2 separate regions of the Mus musculus genome follow, and region 2 is linked to region 1. Evidence: chromatin contacts called from ENCODE POLR2A ChIA-PET data. All regions are on one chromosome and are shown on one strand. The core of a region is the stretch at or near the end of the contact, and the rest is flanking DNA. Distances in the headings are between cores, read along the strand shown.

Evidence for each region. ChIA-PET counts read pairs that join two places held with the same protein, here RNA polymerase II (POLR2A).
Region 2: POLR2A ChIA-PET joins it to region 1 with 12 read pairs in Patski. The contact joins the promoter of Gmpr here to the promoter of Mylip in region 1. POLR2A ChIA-PET finds 5 or more read pairs at or near these places in 2 of 5 experiments (Patski and embryonic stem cell).

Annotation. Positions count from the first base shown.
Region 1 is chr13:45,386,577-45,394,483 of GRCm38, forward strand. It overlaps Mylip (myosin regulatory light chain interacting protein), which reads left to right and starts at 3,166. Exons shown (of 7, transcript NM_153789.3): 1 at 3,166-3,467; 2 at 4,613-4,803. The coding sequence starts at 3,381.
Region 2 is chr13:45,503,810-45,511,716 of GRCm38, forward strand. Gmpr (guanosine monophosphate reductase) reads left to right here and starts at 3,635. Exons shown (of 9, transcript NM_025508.5): 1 at 3,635-3,934. The coding sequence starts at 3,848.

The sequences.
Region 1 (7,907 bases), core at 1,916-4,415:
AGAAATGACAGGAGGGAAGAGACAGGACGCACAGCCTCCTCCTCCACACACAGCCTCCTCCTCCACGCGCACCAGGAGAAACCTGGATCGATCCTTTTCTCCCCAGACATCAGTTCTTTCCCTGGCCTTCTGCTTTTAACTTTTTTGGAGGGTTTTGTTTGCTTGTTTATGCCTCTGCGTGTTTTATGTCTGTTTTTTCACATGCTCCGTGGAGACCAGGGGTTGACATTAGACACCAATAACACGCTTCTGCTTTGTGAAGTTTTTCAATTTTATTTTTTGAAAGGCAGAGTCTTTTACTAAACCTTGAGCTCACGGATTGGCTAGACTATCTGGCCAATGAGCCCCTGGGTTCTTCCTTTTTTCTCCTCCCGACCCAGGGATTAAGAGCACACACCACCAAGCCCTGCTTTTTATGTGGGTGCTAGGGTCCTCAAGCTTCCACAGCAAGCTCTTTATACACTTTTAGACAGAGTCCCACTGTGTAGCCCAGGCTGGCCTCAAACTCATGATCTACTTACCTCAGAGGCCTCCCAAGTGCTGGGATTCCAGGCATGTGTGCATGTGTGCCACAACATTTGGCTAAGAGTTTCAATCACTCAGTTCATTCACTAATTAATTTTTATTTATTTAATTTTTTATTTAATTAATTTGAGGTCTAGTCTTTAGCTAAAGATATCCTCAAACTCCCTACTTAACCTACAATGACCTCAAGTTTCTGATGCTTCTACCTCTATCCTGCAAGTGCTGCTGGGATTGCTGGCCTGGTGTCACACCGCTGCCATTACACACAGTGGTGTCTCACCACTGCCATTACACACAGTGGTGGCACACTGCTGCCATTACACACAGTGGTGGCACACTGTTGCCATTACACACAGTGGTGGCACACTGTTGCCATTACAGACAGTGGTGGCACGCTGTTGCCATTACACACAGTGGTGGCACGCTGTTGCCATTACACACAGTGGTGGCACATTGTTGCCATTACACAGTGGTGGCACACTGTTGCCACCAGGGCCACTTGATGGTACTCGGGGCTAAGTCCATACTACGTGATCACTTTATCAACTGAGTTTCAATCCCAGCCCTTGATCTCTTTTGTTAAAACCACCTCTTTTCTTCAGTAGTAACTGGCGATGCCTTAGTTTAATTTTTACACTTTAGTGTTCATATATGTAACACGTATCGGTCAGAGGACAACCTGTGGTTGTTGCTCCATGGGTCTTGGGGTCAAATTCAGGTCATCAGGCTTGGTGGCAGGTACCTTAATCCACAGAGCCCCTTTGCTGGCTCTTTTCTGGAGATACTTGGTTTTAAAATGATTAGCTCTTTATTGAGGATCTCACAGAAGGAATTCAATGGATGTGGGTTAAAGAGATGCCTATGTCATTGTTAGCCATGCAACTGGTTTGTAAGTAACTGATGGTTGTTAAATTTTTCTTAATTAAAAATTTTAAACCTGACATTTCCTTCGCTTCTACAAATTATTTAGCTGCTCATATTAAAAATATAAATATAGAATCATTTCTATGAAAGAAAGCCATTTAAAAAAAATCCTTGCCAAACCCCAAAGTAAGATAGTTTTAAAGATAGTTAAATAGAAATGTTTCTGTTTTTGTTTCTTGTCTTGTCTTTGTTTATTCTGTTTGTTTATTTTTGTTCTTCTTCAGCTCCTTTCTACTCCCAGTATCTAGGAATTTCCCCAAATCTGTCCCCTAAGTTCCCCCTTGTTTAAGCTGGTTAAGTTTTGGCCTTTCAAAAATATTAAGCAATACAACCAATTTCCATGTTGCCTCCTCTCCTTATGGTGAAATTTCCAGCGATGGGCCACAGATTAGATAATCTAAATGTTATCTCCCAGGTACACGTGCCAGACCTGCTTCCGGGAAGGAAAGGAATGAGCAGTAGACCGGTGGATGAATGCAAGCTTACACTGGACTTGGAGCAGTTCGAGAACTGTACCATGTGTTCCTGAAACACAAAGCCAAAAGACTGAACAGTTCTCTCCGCGAGGGCTCTGCTAAGATCCCAGTCCTTCTCCGATGTTTTCCCCATCGTCAGAAATAAATATCACTGAGCCCAAGTACGAGGTGCACCACCAGGTTGAGCTATACAGCAAGACTTCGTCTTAAACGCACAGCAAACAAACGGCACAGAGATAGGGTCATTGGCAGGCAGGGATGGCTAGATTGCTTCCCAGCGGTGCTGGGGCGAGGGGGGGCGGCTTGCAGGAGGGGGTGTCCAAAAATAGCTAGTCTCCATTCTGCGAGGACACTGAGCTTCAGAGAGATGGAGTTTTCCAAAGATCCAAGGCTGAAACCCATATCTCCCGGCTTATCTTAGAAACCAAAAAAGACAGTATAGGCCAAGAGAAACAGGTGGTAAAAATATGAAGGTTGTACACCTTTAACCACTAATCTCTTGTATTGAGATTCCCATCCTGCTAGGTCCTGAGATGAGCCTGTTATCTTTAAGATGGGGTAACATCTGGGTGTCTGAAAGAAAGGGCAGGGAGTGTACCAGGTGTATAGTGAACGAATTGGATGAGAGATAGGCTGGGTGACATAACTTGGTAAGGTGTTTCAATGTAGCAGAACCCACACATAGAAACCCTTGGCACGAGTTAATATAAGAATGGTGCTTGGATCAAATTACCGGCTTATATTGGGTCAGCTGCAAAAACTTTTCTACTTAGATTCTTCTTTTGACAACCCACGGTGGCAAATGCCAGCGGAAAAGCCTCTTCTTTAGGCTCTCTGTCTTGCTTGCTTCTCTTTTGGCTTTCACAAACCACCTGGTTATTAGAGTAACCCCACGCAGGAGTCCTGAGAACCGTAGTAGCAACGTAGCATCACAGGAGCCTTTGATCACAGTTCTCTCAAACCCGGACAGAAAGGCGTCCCCTGGAGCTGCGGGCGACAGCGGGCTGGGAGGAGCGTCGCCCAGTGGCAGAGGCCGCGACCGTGCTGGGGATTGGGGAGAGGATGGGCTCCCACCTCCCGCAGCTCCACAGGCGGTGCCGGGAGGCGGGGCTTCAGCCCACCGAGACTGGGAATTGGTTGCCGGAGCTGGGGAGGAGGGGCAAGCACGCTGTGATTGGCGGAGTCCGGTGCCGGAGGGGCGGGGCCTCTATAAAAGACGCGTGCCTGTAGCGGCGCAGGCAGTAGGGCTGTCGGAGCGGCGCGGCCGTGTAGCTCCCGGGAACTGGCTGTCGTGGGGGTGGCGGGGACGCGAGTGGCGGCTGCGTGGGGTGCAGGGCGGGTGGCCGCACGGCTGCACCTTCCTCACGGAGCCCGGAGTCGACTTGGAGCAATTGCGGTGAGGCGACAGCTCCGGCGCACACCCGAGAAGAAGCGGCGGTGGCGGCGGCCCCAGCCATGCTGTGCTATGTGACGAGGCCGGACGCGGTGCTGATGGAGGTAGAGGTGGAGGCAAAAGCCAACGGCGAGGACTGTCTCAACCAGGTGAGGGCGGCGATCGGAAAGGGGATCCCTTCTTGTCCCCGGGAAGCCTCGGGGCTCGGGGATGCTCCCCGGGAGCCGGGCGACGTTGCAGCAGCGGCCCGTGGAGTGCTCCCGGGACGCCAGGCTCCAGCCTCCTCCTCCTCCCCGCGAGTGGAGAGTGCGGTGGGGGGGGGGCGGGGGGAGCATAGAGGACGCTTACGGTGGGGGATCCGGGGCCCGGAGACCAGAACACTGCTGGGAACCTCCACCCTGTCCGTTAGCCTGGCACTTTTCTCTAAAGAAGGTGGCCCGGCACACCTGCCGCAGGTGTGTGTGTGTGTGATGCCTCCCGTGGAGTCCTTGCAAAGCCCGGCAGCGCCACCCGCGTCCCGGGATGAGATGGTTGCAAGCGGTCGCTGGCCCCGGGGCTCCCTAGCTGATCAGGTGGGCCCGAATCTCAAGCCGCTTCTCAGAAGGACTGTTCACCTGACACTCTAGGCTTGCTAGGGATCCAGAGTATATTGAGTAATTTGCGGGGGACGGTTCTGCAGGCAGCCTCCTTCTTGAGGGGTCTTTACACGTGTGTTTTCTTAAGGGTGACTAAGGCTCCTAACGGGGTGTGCCTAATGGATATTGGCAGGCCCATTTGACCCCTTGAAATACTGTGTCTACGAGACCTGTGGACCTGAGCTGTTTGGAAAGGCGCTTGTAAAGCTTAGCTGACACTTGTAGCATGCTTCCTCAATGCGTTTGTGTTTTTGGAATCCAGATGGTTAAAACTGTCCAGATAATACGCTGCCAAATCAGCTGTGCAGATGGTGCTGCGGGGCGGAGGGGGGGGGTGGCGGGGGGAATTCCAGCGATTGGAATAAGAAATAAAACACCCTGTGTGTTCTTCTACCTCAGCCTTTTGGGAAGTCTGTTTTGGGGGGACCCCTTTCCCTGTGCCATTGGTCAGACCCTAGAAATAGTCAAGCAAGGCCAAGCCTCCACTGGAGGGCTGCGTTTTGGCTTTGCTGTTTCCTTAAAACCTTGTTTTTCCGGTCGGTCTACCAACTGGCATTGCAAGAAGGTAGAACTTTGGGAAAGCAGGGGCCAGTCCTCTCCTCGGATGGAGCCCTTAGGTTTGCACTGCTCACACCCCATACCTTTGGTTTTGTTTTTAGGTGTGCAGGCGTCTAGGGATCATCGAGGTTGATTATTTTGGGCTGCAGTTCACGGGGAGCAAAGGTGAGAGCTTATGGCTGAATCTGAGAAACCGGATCTCCCAGCAGATGGATGGGCTGGCACCTTACCGCCTTAAACTGAGGGTCAAGTTCTTTGTGGAGCCTCATCTCATCTTACAGGAGCAGACAAGGTAAAGCGAGGCCGAAACAAACCAATGTCAAGTACACCTCAGATTCCATTTAGTGGTAGCTATCGTGCCCTCCCGGAGATGTTCCCTGGCAAAATTGACTTGGTGCAAAGGAAGTTCAGGAAAAATTCAAGTTTTCCAAAGCACAGTTGGCCTGGGTGGGTTTTTCAACACTTGGTTTTTTGTTTTGTTTTGTTTTTGTTTTTCCTGTTCTGTATAATATTAGTGGGAGAGGCAGGGTTGACTTCTTACAAACAAAAAGAAAACCAACTTCCTGACAGCTTCATCTAACGCCCGCTAGTAACCCCGCCTCAGCAGTGTTACTACAGGTCACTGTAGACCGTTCTAGCGGAAAGCAGGAAACAGTTCCTCTTGGGTTACTTAAACTTGGTCAGTCCTCAGCCTAAGTGTCAGATTACAGTGTGTAGCAGGAGCGGCTCTGTCTGGCCTCCTACAGATTTTAAAACTTTTTTAAGTTTCACAAAATCTTAATAAAAGAACTCTTTGAGGGGCCACTGTAAAGTAAATTTCAGCCTACAGATTTATTAAAAATGATTGTTGGACATGTGTTGTTGTTTTTTTCCTCCTTGTTAAACTAAGGGCCACCAGCCATGGTAGACAACCGAAGCCTGTGGGTGTGGTCTCCTTTTCAAACGACCAAAATACACACACACATACCCGGTACGTTTCCCTCTGAGCTGACTATATAATACTTTTCTCAAAGATGAACCAAAATAGGAAGGTGATGTTTAATATTTATTACCAAAATGCAAGAGACTACAGTGGCGTGTGGAAAAAAGGAAAATGATTGCTTTGAAAGCCACAGCAAACTTTGGATCCCAGCACTGATGTTTTCCATACTCCTGTGGCTTGGCAATGGGCCACGCATGTGAAACACGTGATCCTGCAGATTTCGACTCCTAATGGGGAACAGGCTCTTCTGAGAGGGTTTAACTTACCACTTTTTTTTATTTACTAAACAAGCGATGGAAACATTAAAAACTACCATCCATTTGGATTTGGAATGTCCACTTTGCCTGCCTTGCTGTGGCCTTTTAAAGGTTGAGAGAGATTTTGTTTATGAAGGAACCTGGCATAAGAAATTTTTACTGTTTCTGAAAATACCTTACAAATATTCATGTAGTGGCATACTTACAGATGCTGAACTGTCTGTATTAACCACAAGAGGCTCTGTCCTTTTTTAAAAACATTTACTCAGTGTCTCTGTGTACTTGTGTATGTGTGGAGGTAAGAGGACAGCTTTCAGAAGCCTCTTCTCTCCCTCTACTGTGTTGGACCTGGAGTCTGAACTCTGGTTGTCAGGCTCAGCAGCAAACATCTGAACCATCTCACTGGCCCATAGACAGATAGACAGATGGACAGACCGACCAAACTAGTTTGTGAAAGCTTCCTCAGTTCAGTCAATGAGAAAAATGCATGACAGCATTTATTTGTGTGTGTGTGTGTGTGTGTGTGTGTGTGTGTGTGTGTGCGTGCGTGTGTGTAGCAGTCACATTGTGATGCTACAGTGATTTCAGGGCTTCCAGGTGCAACCCAATTCTAGTGACATAAATTTATTTTTGAAATCAGCCAAAAGGTGAGGAAGCAAATAATTTCATTTAAGTAGTGGAAGGATAATAGCAAATGAATTGTATCGGGAATGCGTCATGCTTTATGACTGACTGTGAGGCGGTTTCTACTGCGATGTGCCCTCCTGTAATTAGGTCAATACCTGTGATCAGATCTACTTTATTCCTGTAAGAAAGCGGCGTTTGTGAATGAGTACTAGAATCAGATTTCCTGCACTGGGTTTTCTGTACCTTGGTTGCCTTTGACTCTTGGGAGTTATATCTAATGGCATTCAAAGTATGTGCCTTCCTGGCTCAACTCAGTCATTTCAGTTGATTTTCCTTCGTTTTCAGAGGTCCCATAGGATGGTTAGTGTAAAGCTGAGCCAGGCAAGAGGTTTGTAACCCCAGCGGCTTGGGAGGGAGAGGAACAAAGACTCTGAGGCCTTGGGTTATAGTGTGGGTCCAAGTCTAGTCTAAGAACTTAGTGAAATTCTGGGTCAAAATAAAACATAATCTGAGAGTTGAGAGCACAGTGATGCTTGCCTGACTTGCCCAGAGCTCCTCTTCTGAATAAAGAAGCAAGGGAGATTCTGGGGGGTGGGGGGTGGGGTGGGGAGGGGTGTGGAGACAGGAGATTTCGAGTTACATTTATTATGTTGGCTGCAGTTTTGTGGAGTTATCCAAAAAATAAAACTTTTAAGAAAATGCCTAAGGTTGATGACTAGTCTGCTTCAATATCCTCGTCATAGCGTAATATCTACTTTGTGTTTGTACCCTTTAATTGGACATCAAAAAGTTGTGCTAGGTCCAATTTCATATCTTTTTAATTATTTATTTTAAGAGTGTGGGTCTTTTGCCTGCATGGTACTAAAGAAAAAAACTATTTTTCCTTTAATGTTATATTAACAAAAAAGAAAAAGAAAAAAGAAACACACACACACACAACCAAGCCTGTTGACAAACTTTTTGAAGTTCCATTGTTTGCAATAAAATATTTATGTTAAATCCTGTGGTTCCACTCTACGTCTGTTTGTGTAGTGAGTTAACACAGCTTGGACAATTCAGTTTTAAGAGGTGGCTTTATTGAGGCAAGCCATGAGGGTGCAGTTAGTGGACTGAGGGTATCTAGGCATTTCATTAAAAGGAGATAGCTGGGCACAGTTGCCCTCTGCAGACCACTAAGCAGTAAGCTCAGAGCAAAGCAGGCTTAATGTGCAGGGGTAATATTACTAGTTAGTAAGAGACCAGGCAGGCTGCTAAGAGGAGTGCAGGCAAGAAGGCCTGGGTACCATGGGGGAGGGGAGCAGTGCTAGGATCTAGAAAGATGCCATCTTTCTGAAGAGTTGCACTGGCTTGGTTCAAATGTTATCATAGATTGGTAGATCAGGCTAATATGGTCTTGGGCTTAATTTCCCACTTGGAGCCCCTACCTGGATATTCCATGTGCTCTTGAATGGAGGGCCCAGATAAGAGAGTCTTACTCAGCCAGCTGGCATAGATTAGAGATGGAGACAGCAGGTATTTTCAGCAGATGTT
Region 2 (7,907 bases), core at 2,385-4,884, 120 kb after region 1:
TGGAGGAGACAGCTCTACCAATGCATGGGAAAGAATTAGAACCCATAGCAAGTTGTTTTATTTTGTTTTTGTTTTTGTTTTTTTTCAAGACAGGGTTTCTCTGTGCAGTCCTGGCTGTCCTGGAACTCACTCTGTAGATCAGGCTGGCTTCGAACTCAGAAATCCACCTGCCTCTGACTCCCAAGTGCTGGGATTAAAGGTGTACAGCACCACTGCCGGGCCCATACCGAGTTTTAAAGGAACATGATTTTATATCTGAGGAGAATAGAATATTATTCTATTATCTAGAATATTCCAGAAAGAAAAGGTATGGCCTCAGAGAACTTCTGCCTCTTCAGTACCAGAGAGTATCAGAGGACAGATAGCTTAAGTCAGCTTTTCCTTTAGGACAATGACTACGACAGAGCATACAGAGCCTGCTTGTTTCTTTCATTTCTATGTTGGGCTTCCACGGCTTGTAAAGGGTCATAAATATTTCACTGGCTGGACTGATGGTGGTAATGTTCCTTCTCTTTGGTAAGTTTGATTTGCTTCCAGGAACATGCGTGAACTTCCTGTGGGGTAAAGATCATGAGAGCAAATGGGATGGGCTAAGACCTTGATCATTTGCAGACACTTGTGTTAAATGTCACTATGGAGCAACAGTATTTTCATGGTCAGCTGAACCACATGCTAGTTCGCAAGGAATGGGTGAGGCTGTCAAGAACAGGAAGGAAAAGGAAGTGGTTCTGAGCAGGATAGAAGGATGATGGGAAATTATGGAATCCTGGGGAGGGAAAGGAGCCCCATATCCTGGCTGAAGTCTCCCACCAGCTCAGCCATCTCAGCATGATTGTGGAGGTTTGAATGAGGGTGGTCCCTACAGACTCACAGATTTGAATGCTTAGTTATCTGGTAGAGGACCTGTTCAGGGAGGATTGGGAGATGTGGCCTTGTTGAAGGAGGGGTGTCCCTGGGGGTAGGCCCTGAGGCTTCCATTCACCCCACTCCCAGTTTCTTCTTCCCCCATCCCCCTTCCCTCCCCCCTTCTCTGCCCCTGCCTTGTGCTTGTGGATCAAGACATAAGCTCTGGTGCCTGCCTGCCTGCCTGCCTGCTCCTGCTTTGATAGTCATGGACTCTAACCCTCTGAAACTGTAAGTCCCAGATAAACTTATTCTTTTGTGAGTTAACTTAATTGTGGTGTCTTATCACAGCAATAGAAAACTAATTCAAGACATTTGTTTAAAATGTTTCTCCTTCTCTGGCTGTGGACCTGCAATTTTCTATGATACCAATGATATCAATATGATCTATTGATATGATACCTAAAACTACCTTTAGAGTAAAAGGACATGCCCCAGAACAGCTTTTAGGATTGTCTTATCAGATTGTGGTCTGTAAGGTCTGTAATGACTGTTAGGCATTTCCTTAATTAGTGATGGATGGGAGAGGGCCCAGCCCATTGTGGGTGGTGCCATCCCTGAGCTGGTGGTCCTGGGTTCTATAAGAAAGCAGGCTGAGCCAGCTATGAGGAGCAAGCCAGTAAGCAGCACCCTTCCATGGCCTCTGCAATGGCTCCTGCCTCTAGATCCCATCCCTGTTTGAGTTCCTGTCCTAATTTCCTTCTATGATGAACTGTGATGTGGAAGTATAAGCTGAATAAACTGTTTCCTCCCAAACCTGCTCTTTAGTTATACTGTTTCATTGCAGCAGTAACAACCCTAACAATTTTTAAATTTTATTTATTTATTTATTTATTTATTTATTTATTTATTTATTTATTTATTTTGAGACAGGATCTCTCTATGTAGCCCTAGTTGTCCTGGAACTCACTATGTAGATGAGGCCAGCCTCACAGAGATCTGTGATCTGCCAGTTTTTTTCTTCTGAGTGTTGGGACTAAAGGCTTGCGCCACCACCATGCCCTAACCTTTCCTTTTAACCTATGAAAATACTTGAGTCAGATACCCTCAAGGTCACCCAACTGGAACGTGACCAAGTTTTCAACCTAGACAGAGGCCCCAAGACACTTCATTTACGTAAGCCTTGTTTTGTTTTGTTTTGTTTTGTTCTGCTCCTGTGTTCATCCCCCCCCCCCCCCCACACACACACACATACACACTTTTCTGCTTTAGCTGGAACACTGGTCATGCTCATTGCCACTGACTGACACAGTCTCAAACCCACCCCCTCTTTGGATAATCACCCAATGGTTTCTTCTTGAGCACACTGGAGGCCTGTCTCAACACTTGGTGGGCACACTGAGAGGGGAATTAGGGAAGCCAAAACTTTTAGCCTTTTGTAAGTAAGGGCACAGTAAAGAAAGCTCCAGGATGGTGAGTTTTCATTAGTTCTGGAGAAGGTTTTTGTCTTAGTCACCGTTCTGTGGCTGTGAAGGACCAACCAAAGCAGCTCTTATAAAAGAAAGTATTTCTTTGGAGCTCGATTACAGTTTTGGAGGCTTAGTCCATTACCATTATGCCAGACAGCATGCCAAGCAGATGGAATGACCCTGGGCCTCAAAGCCCACCCCCCACCCCCCAGTGACATACTTCCTCCAACAAGGCCACACCTCCTAATCCTTCTAATCTCTTCAAAAAGGTTCACTGTTCACAGGTTGATTACTAAGCATTCAAATATGGGAGCCCATAGGGGCCATTCCTGCTCAAACCACCACACTTTTTATTGTAGATAAGAAAGAAAGAACAGCCAGAGGCACCTGGAGGAGTCCAGAGCAGAGAGGAAAAGAAGACTGGTTGTGGATAGGCTTTTTGTGGGGAGGATAGAGAAAATAATGGGGGGGGAGAAGAATAGCAAAAATGATGAGAGACTCCTACCCTCTACAAGGAGGAGGTGGGAGAGCAGGTCAGCTGGAACAGCCTTGGAACTAGCATAGTGGAGGGTGAGTTGGGGAGGTGAGAACAAGAAGGCTCTCTATCACAGGGGCCTTGACATTTCTTACAAATGTGTGTTACCAGAGGAGCCTGGAGGTTGACTTTGGTCTGTGATATGTAATCATGGGTATATGCCAAAGAAGGTGGCCCTTTCTCACGTATTCCGAAAGAATCCTGCATGTGAGCTCTGATCTCCAGCAATCTTTTTGTCTACCTTGCCAGCATTCAGCAGGAGCTAAGCATTTGACTATCATTTTGGACCAAGTCAGTGAGCTCTCTGCTTCTCCCTCCTTAGAGGGGGTTTGGGAATTCACTTTGGAACACATATGAAGGCCATACTCTACAGCCAGGCTTAGTGGCTCATGTCTTTGGCAGAGGCAGGCAGATCTCTTGTGAGTTTGAGGCAGGCCTGGTCTACATAGTGAGTTCCAAGACAGCAAGAGCTACATAGTGAAACCCGGTCCTAAACAAAACGGAACAAAACAAAACGTACTCTCTGGTCTCCTAACCTTCTCCTTTGGTCACCCCTATGAGTACGATCAGGGTATACCCCGGGGAATGGGAGACTTTGTGCAAGTCTAATCCGCACCCATTTCGCAGCTCAGCCCAGGTCAGAGCTCTCTAGGGTGCTGCATGGCAGAATCCAGGCTCACTGCTAGACTCAAGCAGAAGGAGGGGGCGCTTAGGCAGAGAGAACTGGGCCCGGGGCGGGGCTCAGCTCAGAGACCCGGGATGTGGGCGGGACCTGGAAGCCGGGGGCGGGGCGCTCCCTTGGGGCGCCTGGCGTTGGGGAACGGAGCTGGGGGCTCCGGGTGCGCGGGCATAAGAACAAGGCGTGCGCACCGGGTTCGCGGAGCACCAGTCTGCGCACAGCCACCCGGGCGCCACTGTACGCACGCGCCCCGCAGCTCCCGGCTGACGCCGGCCTTCGCACCGCCTCCGCCGCAGGAAGCTACCGCGCACCGCTAGCACCATGCCCCGCATAGACGCGGACCTTAAACTCGACTTCAAGGATGTTCTGCTGCGACCTAAGCGGAGCAGCCTCAAGAGCCGATCCGAGGTGGGGCCGCTGGCATACCGCCTTCGGGTTGGCAAGGGGGAAGTGGGTGCAAAGGGAGGCACAGGGTGCCTTAATTGTGCCCGAGGCAGGGGCGTCACACCCTTTCCCCCACCTGAGAAAGGGGGAAGGCCAGTCGGTTTTCTCTTACACCTGGATTGTCTCTAGTTAGGGCCAGTGACAAGGGGGTGCTAGTTCGGGCCTGGAATTATAAATGCGTCTGCCTACCGGTGGTGGGCTTGGGGAAGTTCACACTGACACAGAGGAGCTAAGATCAACCAACCGAATGTCCAGTGACTTTAAAAGGAATGGTCTCAGGAGAGGCGCTCCGGGGAGGAGAGGAAACAGTGGGGCTAGGATGAAAGGAAGGGAAATACAACTGCAGATTCAAGCTTGGAATTTGGAACAGTGTTTCCTGGCGCTGGGACCTGCCTCTGCTGATTTAGCATCAGGTCCTGTGTCTGCGAACCGGGCGGAAAAGCCGGGCGCTCCCGGCAGGCACTTCTTTTCTTTTCTCTTTTCTTTTCTTTCTTTCTTTCTTTCTTTTTTTTTTTCTTGAGTTTAAATGGTCTTGCAGGAGCTGAGCTGGGGACCTGCTTTTTGGTGGCACTCTGCGGTACTGGACAGCTTGCAGTTCCAGCCCAGAGTAATGCAAGCGGACAGCGCTGGGGTGAGGGTCATTTGGGCCATTTGGAAGTTAGTTGTACCATGATAAGATGAGCGCCTGGGAACAGGTGGAGACGGGAGACGGCCGAGGTCAGACCTTGAAGGATAAATAGTTTTCTAGAAAGGCGGAGCTCGCTGGTGGAGTTGTTCCTGAACCGTGGCTTGGCTCTGTTGGGGGGAGTTCAGGAGGAAGAGCCTGAAAGGACAGGGGCGGGGGTTGGGGGAAGCTAAGCCTGCCTGCCCGCCCCATCCCTTTTGCTCAACAAACAAGACCATAAATAAATCCCCTCAGCAAACAACTCGCTCCGGTGCCCAGGCCCGACTGCAGTGCCTGCAGCTGCCAGCTGAGGGTTGGTATGAATTAGGACTGCCTTCTGGGCTAGCCAATGAGAGAGTAGAACTTTCCTGAAGCAGGGGTATTGGCAGCTTGGAGGCAGAACTGGACCAGGCAAGACTTGGGGGGTGGGTTAAGGGGGAGTGATGGACTCTTACCCATCCAGATTAGATGCCACTGGGGCTGCTGGTCATCCTGTGCTTTCAGATGCTAAAAAACAGGGCAAACCCTTGGAACAAAAATAAACACTAGAGAACCCCCCCCCCTGCACCCACCCCTACCCCCGGAGTGTTGAATAGAAACTAGGAGCCAGTAAATTCCTAAACCCAGGTCAGGATGAAGTGTTTGCATTCTAGGCTGACTAATAATTTGGTGGCTTCAGTGTTTGTCTGTTTTTTTTTTTAATGTTTGTTTAAATTTTAGTTAGACATGAGCCACTTATTTATAAACACATACACGTTTATCCATCCACAGCAAGGGTCTATGCATTTTCTGAACTAGCAAAGCTCTTGAGAAAGGGCAGTGTTAATATTTACGTGAGCCGTATGATGTCATGCAACCCCTGGTTTGGGGCTGATGGCCTCTCTTAATGTCCCAGCCTGGGTTGAATCTTGGAATCTGTGTATACCTGTCACAGTGAGAATTGTGCCCTAGAGGACTGTTGTCTCATATTGTAGCTTTTGTGAGAGAACTACCTGGATTGGCTCTTCCGATTGTTTGTGGTCTAGCCTCCTGTGGCTGGCCACTCCTGCCTGGTGGATGAGCTCACATAATGCCACTTGCTTGCCTGGCACTGCAGAAGGGGCTGCCTTGGCCTCTCTACCGTTCCAGCTCAGCGTTTCTCGTGCTATCAGGCAGGCACAACCAGGGGCTTGAAGTGAGTTCGCCCAGGTAGAAATAATATGTAGAAGCGGATTGGAAACAGTGGGGTAGATAGGCAATTAACATTTCAACAGCTTTGAGGGGGAGGCATAAGAGAAAATGGATACCAACTAGAACAGAACCTGGCAGGGATGGGTTTTTACCAATGCAGCAGTTTGTTCAGAACCAGACCTGATTCATCAGCTTACAGGAAATGAAATTTGTTCCAGAGGCAGGGGGACAGGGAGAGTCGTTGCAACTAGGCAATGCATTTATGGAGGAGCAGGCTAGTCATCTCCCAAGTCTATCTAGCTCAAGGTATCAAAGATGGAAGTGCCACAGGGTTTGTTGCCTGAGTTAAGATTTTTGGATTTCTCTGAAACACACGAGGCAACCATCATTCCATGGGACCCAGTACTGGCTTTAACAACCCCATCCCAGTTCTTAAGTAAGAATTTCTGCTTGTGTGAACATATTTATGCATGCTTTATATGCACACACGTGTGTGTGCAGATGCACTAGTGGTGACCAAAAGTCAGCCTCTGGTGTTATCCCTCAGACACTCAGGCACTGTCCACCTTTTAAAAGATTATTATGATGTCATTTTTGAAGCAGGAACTTTTGCTGACCCCCCGCCCCCCCCCCCCGAACTCGTGGAGCAGTCTAGTCTGGCTGGCCAGCAAGCTCCAGGGAACTCTGCCTGTTTCTGCCTCCCCAACCCTGAGGATTATAAGTGTGCCTCTATACCCAGCTGTTTAACTTGAGTTTTGGGGAATCAAACTCAGATTCTCATGTTTGTATGGCAAACGCCTTAGTGACTGAGCCGTCTCTTGGGCCCACAAGAGTTTGTTTGTTTATTTGCTTGTTTGTTTGTTTGTTTGTTTTTAACTTTGAACATGTGAACACCAGATTTTGAAAGTTGGGATTGGAGAATATGCACTGTAGAGAGCCATCTGCTTGTCCTAGGACAGGGCACATGCAAATGGCCTTCCATCCGCTTACAACCCTATCACGATTGTTGGACCATTGAAGAGAGATAGGTCTAGCAGTCCCCATCTGTGACAGGCTGGCCCACAGGGGACAGAGAACAGGACAGAGTGGAGAGAATCTACAGTAAAAGGGGGCTCCATTAGTCTCAGTTCTGATCCTGTGTATTTTCTTACCTTGGCATTGTGTCGAGAGCTTGCTCCAACTGGGAACTACAGAAGAGGTGGCTCTACCATCAGGCTGGTTTGTTTCCTGGTTAGGCAGGCTGGTGGTCTCTGAGTTGTGTCTATGGGGTAGGTTTCTTTTGAGAGCTGTTTGTGAGGCAGTCAGTACCTCCCACGAATGTCTCCAGCTCTTGCTGGCTACTTTTGACCCTCCTCAACATGTAAATGCCCAAATCTAGCCCCTAACTTCAGCCCTGTAACTTCACCTTTGTTCTCCTTTGGTGTTCGTGTGTCCAAGTGTTTCCCTTTTGATAAGAACATTGATAAGGGTTTTTCTAAACCCTAGGTGACCTCAACTTAACTTGGCCACTATTCTCAAATAAGGTTCCATTTCACAGGTACTAGGGTTAAGAGTTCAGTACCATTTGGGGGAGCCACAGTTTAACCTGTAACAGCCTATTTAAACTTTGTTTTGTGGTGTTAGAAGGCCTGCCCAGATTTGTTCTTCCTCACGAGTGCCTCGGAATCACCGAGGGAGGCACTCTAAAATATAGTGTCCAACACGGAAGCTTTGACTGATGCAGCTTGGGAGAGGTCTTGACATGTTTGCGGAGATCATCACCGTGTGAACCGTGGGCTCCGGCTCTAGATGCCCTTTGCGCTGAGGGACTGCGCGGCTCACAGTGGTGCTAAGCTGTACATGCACATTTCAGAAGCACAAGAACCCGTGGAGAAGCTTCCTGGGGGGTCACGTCAGTATCCAGAAAGGCCTGTCCCAGGGAGTCAGGATACTGGAATTCCCTTCCCAAGCGGCTGCAATCTGATCCTGAGGCCTTTGTGGTCCATTTCCTGGAATGTTTCCCCCAAAGGCTAACCATGCTTCTGGGGCATCCTCTCCCACTCCAGAGTCAAGTGGCAGTTGTTTGCGATGGTGTTGGTGGCAGTCCATTGGGCTTAACATACA